Regions from separate parts of the Homo sapiens genome. Here regions 2 and 3 are each linked to region 1. Evidence: chromatin contacts called from ENCODE Hi-C or POLR2A ChIA-PET data. All regions are on one chromosome and are shown on one strand. Each heading gives the region's core, a stretch centred on a gene start or an enhancer-like site at or near the end of the contact. The rest is flanking DNA. Distances are from core to core; before and after follow the strand shown. Region 1 overlaps LOC105373847 (a long non-coding RNA gene). Region 2 has its middle 190 kb from the start of INO80D-AS1. Region 3 overlaps NRP2 (neuropilin 2).

Region 1 (4,751 bases), core at 1,543-4,042:
GGGATAAGGGTGACCAAATTGTCCCACTTTGCCTGAGACTTTTTCAGGTTTTTAGCACTGAATGTCCTGTTGAAATAGGATAGTTCCCTCAACCCATTCACAGGACTCATGATAGGGTGGCTTGCTTACTCAGCCTGCAGCTCTCAACCCCTTGTGGGAGGGGGAGAACACAGGAGAGCAGGCGCAGAGGCCAGGATGAGCACTTTTGGGCAACCGGCAGGAGCAGAACCCTGTGCGGGCCTGCGGCAGAGTCTAGGGGTCGCCCATGACCCCTGGAGCCCCAGAGGGCCTGTGTTACAGTGCGCTCTTCTAGCTTTGCCATCCACGGATGGCTTAAGTGTTAAACAGCTCAGTGTAGAGTCATGATGACAGCCTCTTGCACCCACACTCAGGTTCTTGTCTAGCATCCAGGAGGAATGAGGTTTCACAAATTTGAGGTTGGTGAATGTGGAGGATTTTATTTAGTGGTGGAAGTGGCTCTCAATGGAATGGGGAGCTGGAAAGGGGATGGAGTGGGAAGGTGGTCTTCCCCTGGAGTTTGGGCATCCCTGGCCAAACTCTTCTCCGAGGTCCCGCTACCAAGTTGTCCCTCTGAAGTCAAGCTGCTTCTCTCCAACATCTGGCTGCTGCTTCTCTCCTTCTCTGCCACTCTGCCACTCTGCTGCTCTGCTGCTCTGCTGGTGGGGCCTGGGGTTTTCTTTGGGTACAGGATGGGGGACAGGGCAGGACAGGGTGGTTTTAGAAAAGGTAACATTCAGGCAGGAAAACAAGAATGTATGTTCTCACTTTGGGCCGCAGTACCAAAGAAGAGGGTGGTACCCTTACCAGATACCACCCTCTTCTACCCAGTATTTCCTTGCCTCCTGTCACTATCACTGTGTCCTGGAAAACCCTTTGTCTGAGTGAGCTTGGTATAACAGACTACCACAGACTTGGTGGCTTAAACGACAGACATACATTTCTGACAGTTCTGATGGCTGGGAAGTCCAAGATCAAGGCACCAACAGATTCAGTGTCTGACGAGGGCTCTCTTCCTAGCTTTTAGATGGCTGCCTTCTCTCTGTGTGCTCACCTGGCCTTTCCATAGAGAGAGATCTTTCTGTCTTCTTCTTCTAATAAGAGCACTAATCCCATCATGAGGGTGGGACATAATGACCCACCTCATGACCTAATCTAAACATAATTACCTCCCAAAGGCCCCAAATCCTAATACCATCAAAATGGTAGTTGAGGCTTTGATGTATGAATTTTAGAAGGACACAAACATTCAGTCCATAATACCCCTCGATCCTGGGCAAACTGAGATGGTAAGTCATCCTCTTGGGATAATGTTTCTTCTCAGCATTTGAAGCAGTAGGCTAATGGGCAGGTTGGCTTCTTATAAAATGAAGATAGTGTGGGAATGGGTGATGGGCCATCTGGCCAGATGGGCTACTTTAACTCAGAGTCCTACCTGGTAGACTTCAGAGGCTGTGACCTGTACAAACTCTTCCTCCCTGGACATCACCAGGCCCTGCAACTTTAGATTGTTTGCTCCTTCCTTTGTGGTCAAACCCTTGATTGTCAATATCTCTGGTGGTTTCAGCATCTGTGATGGTGCTTCTCAAAGTGTGGTTCTTGGCCAGCAGTGTTAGCATCATTGGGGAACTTGTCAGAGGAGATGTATATGCTTAGGTTCCATCCCAGATCTACTGAATCAGAAGCTCTGGGGGTGGGGTCTAGGGATTTGTGCTTCAGCAAAGCCCACCAGGGGAATCTGCTGCTCTTTCAAATTTAAGAACCACTGATCCAGTAGAAATGAAAATGTTTGTATCCTCCTAAAATTCCTACATCAAAGCTTCAATCCCCATCACGATGGTATTAGACCGTGCGGTCTTTGGGAGGTGATTAAGTCATGAGCTGGGTCATTAGGTCCCACCCTCATGATGGGATTAGTGCCTTTAGTGGAAGAACTATCCTGGCCTCAGGTGACTGAGGTGATTGAGGACCTTTTCACCTATTGGTTATTGGATTCAAAACTACCTAGGTAGTACAATAAGTTCCCTGGCAAGGGGGAGGGAGACACTTCATTATGAACCTCCCTCCCCATGGAAGCTCTGAACCTGAGCCAAATTTGCCACCATCCTGGGGCTCTGTTTACCCTGAAAAGGAAATTTGTTTCGGTCTCTTATTTAAGAAATGTTTTTGAGCAGTTCCTGATTTTGTAAGCTCTTAGAGCTTCCACTCAGGGAGGGGACGGGAAGCAAACAGCCAAATGCAAGAACATGATCAACAAAGGAGAAGGGCTGGAGATGGGGCTGGGAAGGTAAAGGGCCAGGACACACTGCACCTTAAGGCCCCAGTGAGGAAGTGCTCTCTCTTCTGTATCATTCTTCTGCTCTTTTTAATTGATAAAAAAGGGCAGCCCCCACTACCACCCATTCCTCACTGACCAATAATGTCACCATAGTCAAATCTCTGCAATTTCCCTCTTTGACCCTCCTGTGATCTTACGATATCTTGTGTATCCTGGGATGCCTGCTTCTATTGTATTACTGACCCTAGCAACAATAACAGAGGTTAAAATGAAAACAAATTTCTTCTCTCCTTTAGTTGAGCTTTTGGGTATTTTTAAAGCCCTAATAAACTAATAATATCTCCTGGTCCCTAGCCAGCAAGTGTTTACATAAGACCTTTTTTTTTTTTTTTTCTAATCTACATCCTTCTGGAAATGTTTACATGAAACTCAGGGGAGGCAGGCTGGCCAGTGAAATGAGGTTGGAACAGAACCATGGTTGAAGAAAACAGGACCCATCTGGATGCAGAGGCCGCCTTTGCCCCTGTGACGTTGGTGGTGTTGATGGGGGTGTGGGAGGGAACCTGAAGAGGTTGAAAGATGACTCAATTTCAGTTCTCACAGCCTTCAGGCTCTAATCCCAGGCTGAGCTAAACAAAACTCTTGGGAAAAAGATCTCTCCACCGGGGGATAAAGGGTGTGAGATGGGGAGTGGGGTGGTGGGAGGGGGTGATGGTCAGAACAGCAAATGCAACCAGTGGTGGGGGCTGAGAGCTACCTCACCATCCACCCTAGGGGCTCACAGTAACTTAACAGTCATTCCCATCAACACAATGGGAAGAGTCCTGGAAGCTTACAGGTCGCCCCAGGCTGAGGCAAAGGCAGGGCTTGCCCCTGAATTCCTATCTCTCAGAACTCTTGAGCCACCTTCGCCTGCTGCCCACCCCATCTTCCAAGGCTGGTCCTCTTCCTTCCTGAGTTTTCTCAGTGACCCTCAGAGGCAGTTCCTGGTGGAAAGACAATGCCTCTCATGTTCTCTCTGGAGGCCCAAGCAAGAGACCTCCAAGGGAACTAAGAACCAGATTACTTCTGCAGCTCATCCAGAGAATAACACCTGTTTCCTCACCCTTCCTTGTCAGAAAACCCTATAGGACAAGTGTGTGTGCGTTTGTGTGTGTGTGTGTGTGTGTGTGTGTGTGTGTGTGTGTGAGTGCTGTTCCTGTCATCACAGTTTTACAAGTGCTGTAAGAAAAGGAGGCCTTCTCACTAAGAAAACATATCCCACCTGGCCACAGTGAGTCTGAGCCCTCCCTCAACCCCTCTCCTACACAGTGGCACCAGTGCAGGAGGGTGCCCTCTCTGCAGAGGACACAGCCCAGCCCAAGCAGGGCCCACACAGTGTTCAAACCCTGACCTGAGGCCCTGTCAGGCTCACGTGCACACTGAGGTGCCTAGGCCTCTGCAGAACGCCCTTCACCAGTGGAGAGGCAAAGCCCTGGGGTCTGGGCATTCAACATGTGAGGATTTGGGGTGCTTGGTTCTAGGTCCCTTAGCAAACCCCTCACTAGACCAGCAGGCCCTGGCAGCTGTGTTCAGGCATGGACCCTTCTTTACCCTTGAGACTCTAACAGCCTCCCCAGAAACAGTGCCGTTCAGTCTGCAAGGTGCAGGCTGCAGCCTCCACAGCCCCTCAGGCTTCTCAGAACTGTCTGCAGGGCCAGGATGCCGTGGTTTGGAGCATAGCCCCACTAATTAATCTCATCCTGAAGCCCTTGACTGCCTCCACTGGGAATTGAAGCACAGCCTTGCTGCACCTCCGCCTTGCCAAGCCTCAGGCAGAACTGCCCGACAGGGCCTTGACTCCAGAGAGGGTGGCAGGCGGCCTTTCTAGATTTGCCTTCTGTCTTCACCTTTTTTCCTCCTCTCACCCCTCATCTCATCTCGCCTTGAACATTCGTGTTTCTATTCCCAGCTGACTATTTTTAATGCCTGTGGGAGTTCGAAGAAAGCTTTGTAGGGTTTTGAAATCCCCCAGTGCTCCTTTCCCCTTGAATGTGGACATGACGAGGAGGCGGAGAGCACTGTCTCAGGGCTTGGGAGACCAGGGTTCAAGATTCGGTTCTGCCTCTGCCTGTGTGACCTTGGGAAGGCCACAACACATCTTGGCTTTCCCATCTGTAAAGTGGATGTTTGGGCTACATGGATTTTGAGCCCTCAGCTATGCTATGACATCCTAGTCCATGGGGTGGTTCTGGCTGGTTGTCTGTATGTGTGTTGCACAGCCCAGCAAGGCAAAGCTCTCCGGATGCTCCCTTCCCAACATTGTCTCAGGCTCCCTTCTGCACAGACGGTGGGGATGGCATCTTTGGGCTTGACTTGATGTTATCGTGGAGCTGGACCCCAATCCCAGCTCCCCAGAGGCAGAACTGCTCTTTTCCCCAGAGCCCTTCATTCCTGTCTACTGACATAGAAACTG
Region 2 (4,751 bases), core at 1,196-3,695, 91 kb after region 1:
GACCCTGTCTCAAGGAAGGAAGGAAGGAAGGAAGGAAGGAAAGAAGGGAAGGAAGGGAAGGAAGGGAAGGAGGGAAGGAAGGAGCGAGAGAAAGGAAGAAAGAAAATAATCATGAACAATAATGCAATCTACCACTTTATACATTTTTTTAATATGAGACAGGGTCTCACTATGTTGACCAGGCTGGTCTTGAACTCCTGGCCTCAAGCAGTCCTCCCATCTTGGCCTCTCAAAGTGCTGGGATTACAGGTGTGAGCCACCATGTCTGCCCTTTATCCATTTTTTCTATGAGCAAATACTTCAGGTAGAACTATGATGAGGAAGCCCTCACAGTTAAAAAAAATATTGGGAGACTCCTGTTAGAGGAGATAAGTTGAAAATGTAGTTCTACGCTTATACCTTAGACACTGTTGGTGGGAATGCAAATTTGTTCAGCCCCTGTGGAAAGCAGTTTGATTATTTCTCAAAGAACTAAAAATAGAACTACCATTTGACCCAGCAATCTCGTTACTGGGTATATACCCAAAGGAAAATAAATTGTTCTACAAAAAAGACACTTGCACTTGTATGTCCATTGCAGCACTAGTCACAACAACAGACAAGGAATCAGCCTAGATACCCATCAACGTGGACTGGATAAAGAAAATGTGATATATTTACACCATGGAATACCACATGGCCATAAAAAGGAATGAAATCATGTCCTTTGCAGCAACATGGATGCAGCTGAAGGCCATTATTCTAGGTGAATTAACGTAGACACAGGAAAACAAATACCATATATTCTCACTTATAAGTGGGAGTTAAACATCAGGAACTCAGGGACATAAAGATGGCAATGATAGACACTGGGGATTCCAAAAGCGTGGAGGGAGGTCGGAGGACAGGGGTTGAAAAACTACCTATCGGGTACTATGTTTGCGACTTGGGCAGTGGGATCATTAGAAGCCCAAACCTCAGCATCACGCAACATACCCGTGTCACAAACCTGCACATGTACCCTCTGAAACTAAAATTTTTTAAAAAAATTAAATAAAGAAAATGCAGTTCTAAAACACTGATTACCCCCCTGCCGGAGCAACATCAGTAATTTTTCACATTGGTGGAAGGTGGCATCTCCAAGACGGAATTCAATATTTAAATATGGGTTTTAAGGTCAAACTTAAGTTGTCCCATTTGCATCTGCCCTGAGGAGCCTCTGAAGCGGCTTCAGATGATAGAGGTCCGTGGGAATGCCATTCGTTGGCCTCCACAACAAGACAGTGTGAAGTGACTTTCACTGGCAACTCTGGGCCAAGAGTCTAATAGAACTGCATACACTCCTGGGAATTCACCTATTCAAGAAACACTTAAACGTGGGGACTGTAAGCAGTGTGAGATGCAAAGATGTGTAGGAAACTGTCCTCACCCTCACAGATCTTGCAGTAGAGCCTCCCAGCCTCACTTGAGGAGCAAAGTCAAGGCTCTGAGTTTCCATGACTTGGCCAAAGTTCACACACCAGGTCAACGACCACAGGGGACTCGACATCAGGGGTCTTTTTGTTGGTTTGCTTTTGAGACAGGGCCTCATCCTGTCACCCAGGCTGGAGTGCAGTGGTGCAGTCTTGGCTCACTGCATCCTCAACCTCCCTGACTCAAGCAATCCTCCCTCCTCAGCCTCCAAATAGCTGGGACTATAGGCTCATGTCAGCAAGCCTATAGTCCCAAAATTTTTTAATGTTTTCTAGAAACAGGGTCTCACTACATTGCCCAGGCTGGTCTTGAACTTCTGGGCTCCAGCAATCCTCCTACCTCAGCCTCCCTAAGTCCTAGGATTACAGACACTGCCCCTGGCCAAAATCAAGTTTATTAACTACCATTCTTTTTTCTCTACACCATATGCTTCCTTAGTTAATGTAATCTTCAGCTGAATTTCTTTCTTAGTTTTGTGTTGTGTTACCTTTTTCTTCCCAACAACAAGGCAATGTGGGGCCACCCCAGATAACAAAAGGGAACTGGTAGGGAAGAACAGCACGCACCCAGGGAGCAGGTGCCAGCTGCCCGTAACCAGAGGCCTCAGACGAGGGAAGAGAACCCAGCACTTTTTAAAATTATGTAAATGATGAAAGCCACCTTTTGCTACATCCTTTCCATCAGACTCTTAGTGCATTTGAGGCTTTGATTAACGAGGCTATATCCAAGAATGATATTCATGTTACCCAATAAAGACACCATGGGGTTCTTCTGGGCCCAATTTTGGCAACTTGCTCAATATTCAAGCTGGGTTTTTTCTTTTCCTTGTATCTTATCGACCAGGTACAAAAGGATGTTGTTTAAATGAGAAAATCTCTTCCTTCGCGTACTGTTCTAAACTCAGTGGGTTCTCTTTGCAGCCAGGTGAGAAAAAGTTGCAATTTCAATGCAGAGAGCCCTTCTGAATGCCTGCGGCCTGGGAGGTATAATGAACAAGCTTCAGTCTTGGATCGGTTCCCAGACCCACAACGCGAGAACGCTGTGGTGTCTAAACAGAAGTCCCTGGCTTTCTTTCAGTCCCAAGTCTTACTAGGTTTGACGCTTCTTTATTATGTTTTGTTCTGCATCTCTAAGTCCCCCTTCTAAAGCATAATGCTGCAAACATGGGGTCTGCACGCCCAAGAGCATTGTCCCTTGGTTACCATGGTAACCCAAGCGCATCCACCAAGCACTTTACTCCAAAGGAAATAGCGAGCTTGGGCTATGAGCTTGCACCTTGCACACACACACACCCCAGTCAGTGAATATCCCCCAGAGGGTTTCTGTTTCTGCGCCAGAGTTGGCAAAAGCCAAAGGGGCCAGCGCAACTGTGTTTTATCGACTTTATTAAAATAACTGGGATACACATTCAACCACTAATTATTATTGTTTCACCTGTGCCAGGAGGGGACCTGCTGGCGCTTGACAAATGGGCTGAGAGGCTGTCGAGTTTCATTCCGGCATTGGTGGGTAACAGATGCCGAAATGTGGTTTCGTAATAGCGGAATAGGACTTTGTACTTTTACAGTACTTTTTATCAGTGAATCTCAAAGGCTCCCTCATTAGTCCCCGTGGCCCCCTGGAAAGGAGGTGAGTGGCGATTGGGTCCCCCGAGGCGGCAAGCCCAAGGCAAGAGGAGGCCTCGGGCTAGTTGCCTAGACTTAAACAGGACACAGAAGCACAAACAGGCCATTGGAGCCCCAGTCTGATGAAGCTGCTCTAATCGTGTAATTACCCTGCAATCATGCCCATCATTTGCATTTTTAATTCCACTCATTAAACGTGCGGCTTCTGTTTGGGGAGACTTGTCTCCACACATCTCAACCGTCTGAATGCCTGTGGCTGGCCTTTTTATGCAGTAACCAGGCATCCTGATAGACAGGTTGGGGGAAACATTTACTTGGTCCCACCATAAAAGAGCACACGAGTTACCTAAGCAGAATGGCACAGGGTCAGCAGTGGCTGAGAAATGGTTACTTTACGGGAACACAAAACGAAGTCAGTTCTGAAAGTCCCCATGCCCAAGATTGAGAAACTTCAGTAAATCCTAAGTCATCTAAAAACTTCCTCCCCACCCCAAACTACATCTCAAAGTGTTAAAAGTGAGCGGAGTCTTGGATAATATCTAAATCCAACACCCCCATTTTTGGATGAGAAAATTGAGCCCGAGAGGCATTTCTCGATTAACTTTCAAGCCCCACAGCTGGTCAGTGGCAGAGGGGATCCCAGAGCTCAAATGGTTCACCCTCCCTATCTACATTAACCACAAGGTGCTATGAGAAACTTACGTGGAAACATTTCTACAGGTGCATTGCCCTTGAATATCAGCAACATACGCTCCTTCTGAACAGGGATTTTGTCTGTTTTTTTCTCAGCTGTATCCCAGAAAAGAGAACCTAGCACATAATGAATCCCCTATAAGTTTTTGTTGATGATTGGACATCTGCACGGATCCTACTCAACACAGGTCAAGAAAGAGAATAATAAGGCCGGGCTTGGTGGCTCACGCCTGTAATCCCAGCACTTTGGCAGACCAAGGCAGGTGGATCACCTGAGGTCAGGAATTCGAAACCAGCCTGGCCAACATGGTAAAACCTGTCTGTACTAAAAATACAAAAATTAGCTGGGTGGGGTGGTGCATGCCTCTAATCCCAGCTACTCGGGAGGCTGAGGCAGGAGAATCACTAGAACACCTGAGGCAGAGGTTGCAGTGAGCCGAGATCACACCACTGCACTCCAGCCTAGGCACAGAGAGACCAAGAGAGAGAGACTAATAGACAAGGAACCAGAAAAGCATATTTTCCCCCATTTAAGATTCAGTTCAAATGTCACCTCCTCAGAGAGGCCTTTTCTGATCCCCTTGTTCATTGTTTACCTCCCTCACCCTAGTCATTCCTTTTCATTTGGTTCCATTTCATTCCTGTTTTGTTTTCATTATAGCAGTTATAAATATTTAAAGTGACCTCATTTATTTTACAACTATCTCCTCACTTCGATAGAAGCACCATAAAGTCAAGAATTTTTTTCAGTCCATGAATAGACAATTCTCAAAGGAAGATATACAAATGGCCAACAAACATATAAAAAAAAATGCTCATCATCACTAATGATCGGGGAAATGCAAACCAAAACCACAATGTGATACCACCTTACTCCTGCAAGAATGGCCATAATCAAAAAATCAAAAAATAATGTTAGCATGGATGCAGTGAAAAGGGACACTTCTACACTGCCGGTGGGAATGTAAACTAGTACAACCT
Region 3 (4,751 bases), core at 1,439-3,938, 66 kb before region 1:
ACTAGAGTATTTCACAGAGTTTCACAACTGTGGAATTGAAGCTCTTAGAGATTAAGTGCCTTGCTGCAGGGACTAGGAAACTGGAGCCTGCATGGACGGCGCCTGGTCACCAGACTTGGATGTCCAGACTGGCGCTCTCCACAATCCGCCCTAGGCCTTACTCTTCATCTTGAGGGAAATTGGCTTCCTACATGTTCAGTCCAAGGACTGAGAGGTACACATTTTCCTGGAAAGCCTCCTCTTCAGTGAAGTTCTGCATGCAGGATGAGCCTGTACATGGCTTAACCCACTAGGCTCATTATTGTGGAGCTGGGCTTCACCACAGAATCATGAGGATGGAGAGTTGAAAGGAGTTGCCATTTGTTTGATTTGGCCACATCCCTTCAAAACAAATAAACACTCCACTTCAAAAATCCTCTATCCCATATTTATTTTCTAAATTAAAACAAATCATTTTTAAATCAGAGACTTGGGAGGAGAGAAAGAGTGGTGTCAGAAAACCAAACCCTCAAATCAGTTGGCTAACAGCTAGAGGCACGTGATGTCTATTTTCAGATCTTCTTAAACAGGGCACCGTGTGATCTTGGAAACATCTCTTAGTGGCTGCACGCCTCAGCGTTTCCACCCAGTCCAAATGGAATGGCGCTGCGGCTGCTATCGGCAAAGCACCTTGAGATCTGTAGATGGAAGGCTCTCCGCGGATATAATTAATGGAGTAGACCCACAAAGCTCTTCTTGAGCAGAAGCAAGTTATCAATTTAAAAAGTAAGAAGGCCCCATGGGATATTTATGGGCCTCTTTTAAAATCATAGGCCTGGAATGGACCATGATAAGTCATCCAGACCTTTCCCTGCATCTGATGGGGCCTGCATTGAGCTGCCTCAGATAAATGTCATCCATCCCAGCCTCACTGTTCTCTTAGGGATGCAATTATGCTTCTACTTGATCATTTAAGTTTTCAGGAAAAACCTTTTTTTTAAAAAAACCTCCTGGCAGATGATGGGCTTCCCCTTATTCCTTTTGTGGTAGTAATTTTGTTTGTTGAATATGAGATGAGGACAATACCTCACACTGTAATGGGCACCAGCCTTCAGAAGTCATGTTGCGTGTGCTCTGAAGGGGGCTGATACCCCTTCCAAGTTCAAGTCCCTCAGTTTATCTGACCCTCTCAATTATAATGGAGAAGGATCCAGTGCCCTAGGTAATTAAGTTTGTCCCTTATCCATTTGCCATGGGATGAGCTCAGACCTTTAGCCTCTCCACTTAGGAAGCTCAGGGGAAAATTTCATTATACAGAAGCTTGAACCTTTTCTCTATCAGGCTCCCGCGGCCAGCGTCACCCAGCTCCCGTGGGTGCTGAACTGTCTCCAGTAGCTGAGGCGCGCCTCCCTGGCGCTGATAGCCTTGATGTTAAACTCCAAGGCCCCGGCTGTGCACAGAGGCCAGTGACAAGGAGCACACAGAGGGGATGTGGAAGGGCGCTGTGATTCTGCTTGGGCTGTGGAATCATGTTCCTTGCCCCAACCCCAACTAATGTAGATGAGCACTGGAGTGAAGCCCTCACCTGGTAGATTGTCCTGCTCTCTGATGTCACCTTGTCCCTGCTCCGGTTTGCAGAGCCTCCACCTGAAGAGGCAGGCAGGTGGCAGAGGTCTCTGGAACCTCACTCCCTGTTCCCTCAATCTCTCCCCACCTGGGAGTTAAAGGCACCTCCTTAAGAAAACCCAAACATCTGTGTTAGGAGGTTTCCAGGGGTGGAGGGCCCACCCCACCCAGCTAGAATGTCCTAGAATGTCCGAGTTTCTCCTTCCCTCTTCCTAGGACATTGACTGTTCCCCCCAAGCCCGCTCATTGCTCTGATCCTGTGCTCCTCCCCCGCCTGCTCTTCTCCAGCCCCACCCCTGAGCTGCCCTCCTCCCCGCTCCTCCCTGATGCGTTCCTGTCTCAAATCCTGAAACCCTAATCCTGTTAGTATGCTGTGTTCCAGGCCTCAGCGTCTCGATGGGGGTAACATAATCCCGCAGTAAATCTAGCGGGCCCCGCAGGCCCACACAGATGGGGATGCGCACATCCCCGCCCCCCAGAACGCAGCCGCCCCTGTGCCTCTGTCTCCTCCTTCATGTAGGAAAGCTGCCTGATGACAAAAACAGCCCGAAAGTAAAGGAGGATGAGAGCAGAGGTCATCAGAGTCCTAAATGTGCATTTGGTTGTTAGACAGCTTCTTTGCCTACCGGCATCCCTACCTTCTCTTAATCTCTCTCTGTGTTTATATATATATATATATACATATATCTATGTAAAGTATACACGTGCACACACACACACACACATGCCTCTAACTCTATATCTGGCTAAGTTCCCACATCCACTAGAATGAAACAAGCTTTAAAACAAGTTTTTAAATTGTCTTTAAAGGGGAGTTTTAAAGGAGAAAGATCAGGACCATGATTCACAAACAACAAAAAAAGCCCATTGCCTTCATATCATTTCCCACCGCCCCCCCCCACCCCGCATCGCAACAGTTCCCTCCCCCTACTTGACTGTTTTGTGCAACAAATTAATTAAACAGGATGGCATTCATTGATTAGCAATTTATTTTTACGTGTAGACCCAATGGCTGGTTTCAGAGCAGATGCAAGGGAAGGGGGTGGGAGAGGGAGGACACACAGATCTGCAGTCAGGGTGAGCGGATGAGTCAGCACATTTGTTCCTGACACTAGTTTTAAAAACATGCTTCTGGCTTCCCCCAGCCTCTGTCCTGCATTCCTGCCACTTTTCTCTTCTGCCTGCTTTGTTTTCCCCCTTCTTGAGTGTCTGTGCCAAGTACATTGAAAGGGAGAACTTTGGAGGCAATGAAACATTTATTAGTGGAGAGAAATATTTATTTTAAAAAAGAAGAGGAACATCTCGTGCACAATGTCTACCCCAGGGCTCCAGCACTGCGCTGTCTTGGAAATATTTCCCTGCTTTCTTTGCAGTCCCTGGAGCTGGCTGACTTCAGATATTTACAGCAAAATAGAAGTAAACAGTAGTTCACACCATAGGTAATGAAGAGATGGGAGTGTGCAAGCTGAGTGCTGAAGCGCTACTCACATGAGAGGTGGTGCACGTGAAGAGAGACTGTTTTTGTACCCCAAAGGGCCCGCCTCATTTGGGAAGGGTGAAACAGCCAGCCGTGTCTCTCCTCCAAGGAGCTCAAAGACTTGGACAGAATCTTCATCTTAGGCCCCAGAGGCAGGCATGATGACAGGTAGCATCTACACTGTCCTGGGCACATGGGTATTGATAGCAAAGATGAATGGTATATAAGAAAAGGCTTTAGGCTGGGCAGAAAAATTCCTCTGCCTAGAGGCCTAGAAGGTAGGAAGGCTGCAAAGCTCACTGTCCTCAGCTATGTCAGTCACTGCATATTCTTCAAAGACAACTTAAGGAGGGGTCAGCAAAGAAGAGGTGACTGTGACTAGAAATGGGGTGGGAAGCAGAGAAAATGTTCTGAGATGGCCTCAGAAACCATCAGTAATGCGTTCTGGCTGGATGCTTCTTATTAGATTTTATATATATATATAATTATATATATAATGTATATTATAGAATATATTCTATATAATATATAGAATGAATATATTCTATAATATATATTACATTGAATTATATTGTCCATGCCTTGTGGACTCACAGGAATGGTCAAAATGCACTGATTTTCTTTGCCTGGGAGTGTAGATAACAACCAAACTGGGATGCTGGATAGCAGCTGATTTAATTGGCAGGTCCCCCACTCCCCTAGAGGTGCAAATCAGAAAATCCAGGAAATGCTGATGGTTTTCAGGTTCTGGGCTACTGAAAACAAATCAGAGGTCTCAAGAATCAATTGAAAAATGCTGGATTATATTCAGAATTCAGAGAGGCACCCAATAGATTATCCAGACCACTTTGTGCCCTGAATCGCTTTTTAAACTTGGTTTGCAGAGATGCACTTGAAGAAATCTTTATGTTCAACTTAGCTCTTTTTAAATACGCACACACATATATTTTTAATAATTACAACATAATCAACACTAGCATCAGAAAGCTAGGGTCACCTTGAACATACTTGTGATTTTCCTTTGGGTAGTAAACAACCATACTAAGATCTTTCTTTTAAAACAAATAAAAAGTGGGCCAGGCATGGTGGCTCACACCTGTAATCCCAGCACTTTGAGAGGTCAAGGCAGGTGTATCACTTGAGGTCAGGAGTTCAAGACCAGCCTGGCCAACGTGGTGAAACCCTGTCTCTACTAAAAATATAAAAATTAGCCAGGCTTGGTGGCGCATACCTGTAATCCCAGCTACTAGGGAGGCTGAGGCAGGAGAATTGCTTGAAACCGGGAGGCAGAGGTTGCAGTGAGCCAAGATTGTGCCACTGCACTCCAGCCTGGGTGACAGAGCAAAACCCCATCTCAAAAATAAATAAATTAAATTAAATAAATAAAAAATATATGTCCTCTGTGACATCCAGCTTCTAAAGCAGATGTTAACATTCCTATCTGAGTATAACATACAAGGCAACCCACCGATTTTTCTCAGATACCTCACTGCAAAGTTGTCATCTGAAAATTGTTGGCCTGAAGGTGGGACTTGGGAGTAGTCGTGGCTTTTGGAACTTAAACTCTCCCACCTGTGCAAAGACCCACTTGTTACTTGTGACCTGGCTTACACGCTAACATTTGTCCTGGGTGCTATGCAAGCCTTGGAGGGAGGGCCAGTAAACTTAA

The links. Hi-C counts contacts between places; a loop is a spot of excess contacts on that map. ChIA-PET counts read pairs that join two places held with the same protein, here RNA polymerase II (POLR2A). Pooled maps may share reads with other maps.
Region 2: a loop to region 1 is called in a map of astrocyte of the cerebellum, with 3 times the contacts of the local background. The contact joins two enhancer-like sites. A Hi-C loop is called at or near these places in 2 of 168 maps with a recorded cell type or tissue (astrocyte of the cerebellum and mammary epithelial cell), 1 of 37 single-sample maps with no recorded cell type and 8 of 50 pooled maps. POLR2A ChIA-PET finds 5 or more read pairs at or near these places in 2 of 52 experiments (H1 and WTC11).
Region 3: a map of astrocyte of the cerebellum shows a loop between it and region 1 (2.9-fold over the local background). The contact joins two enhancer-like sites. A Hi-C loop is called at or near these places in 1 of 168 maps with a recorded cell type or tissue (astrocyte of the cerebellum). POLR2A ChIA-PET finds 5 or more read pairs at or near these places in 3 of 52 experiments (AG04450, MCF 10A and RWPE1).

The regions. Positions count from the first base shown.
Region 1 is chr2:205,798,204-205,802,954 of GRCh38, forward strand. LOC105373847 (a long non-coding RNA gene) reads right to left here. Exons shown (of 4, transcript XR_923802.3): 4 at 645-697. Among named protein-coding and RNA genes, the nearest start is that of NRP2, 120 kb to the left of the region's middle. Within about 2 kb of position 2,793, at least 9 of the 41 ENCODE cell types and tissues checked have a DNase peak (open chromatin) inside an H3K27ac peak, as active enhancers do.
Region 2 is chr2:205,889,851-205,894,601 of GRCh38, forward strand. No RefSeq gene overlaps it. Among named protein-coding and RNA genes, the nearest start is that of INO80D-AS1, 190 kb to the right of the region's middle. Within about 2 kb of position 2,446, at least 5 of the 41 ENCODE cell types and tissues checked have a DNase peak (open chromatin) inside an H3K27ac peak, as active enhancers do.
Region 3 is chr2:205,731,904-205,736,654 of GRCh38, forward strand. All of the region lies in intron 7 of NRP2 (neuropilin 2), which reads left to right. Among named protein-coding and RNA genes, the nearest start is that of NRP2, 52 kb to the left of the region's middle. RefSeq lists an enhancer at 2,562-2,856. Within about 2 kb of position 2,689, at least 10 of the 41 ENCODE cell types and tissues checked have a DNase peak (open chromatin) inside an H3K27ac peak, as active enhancers do.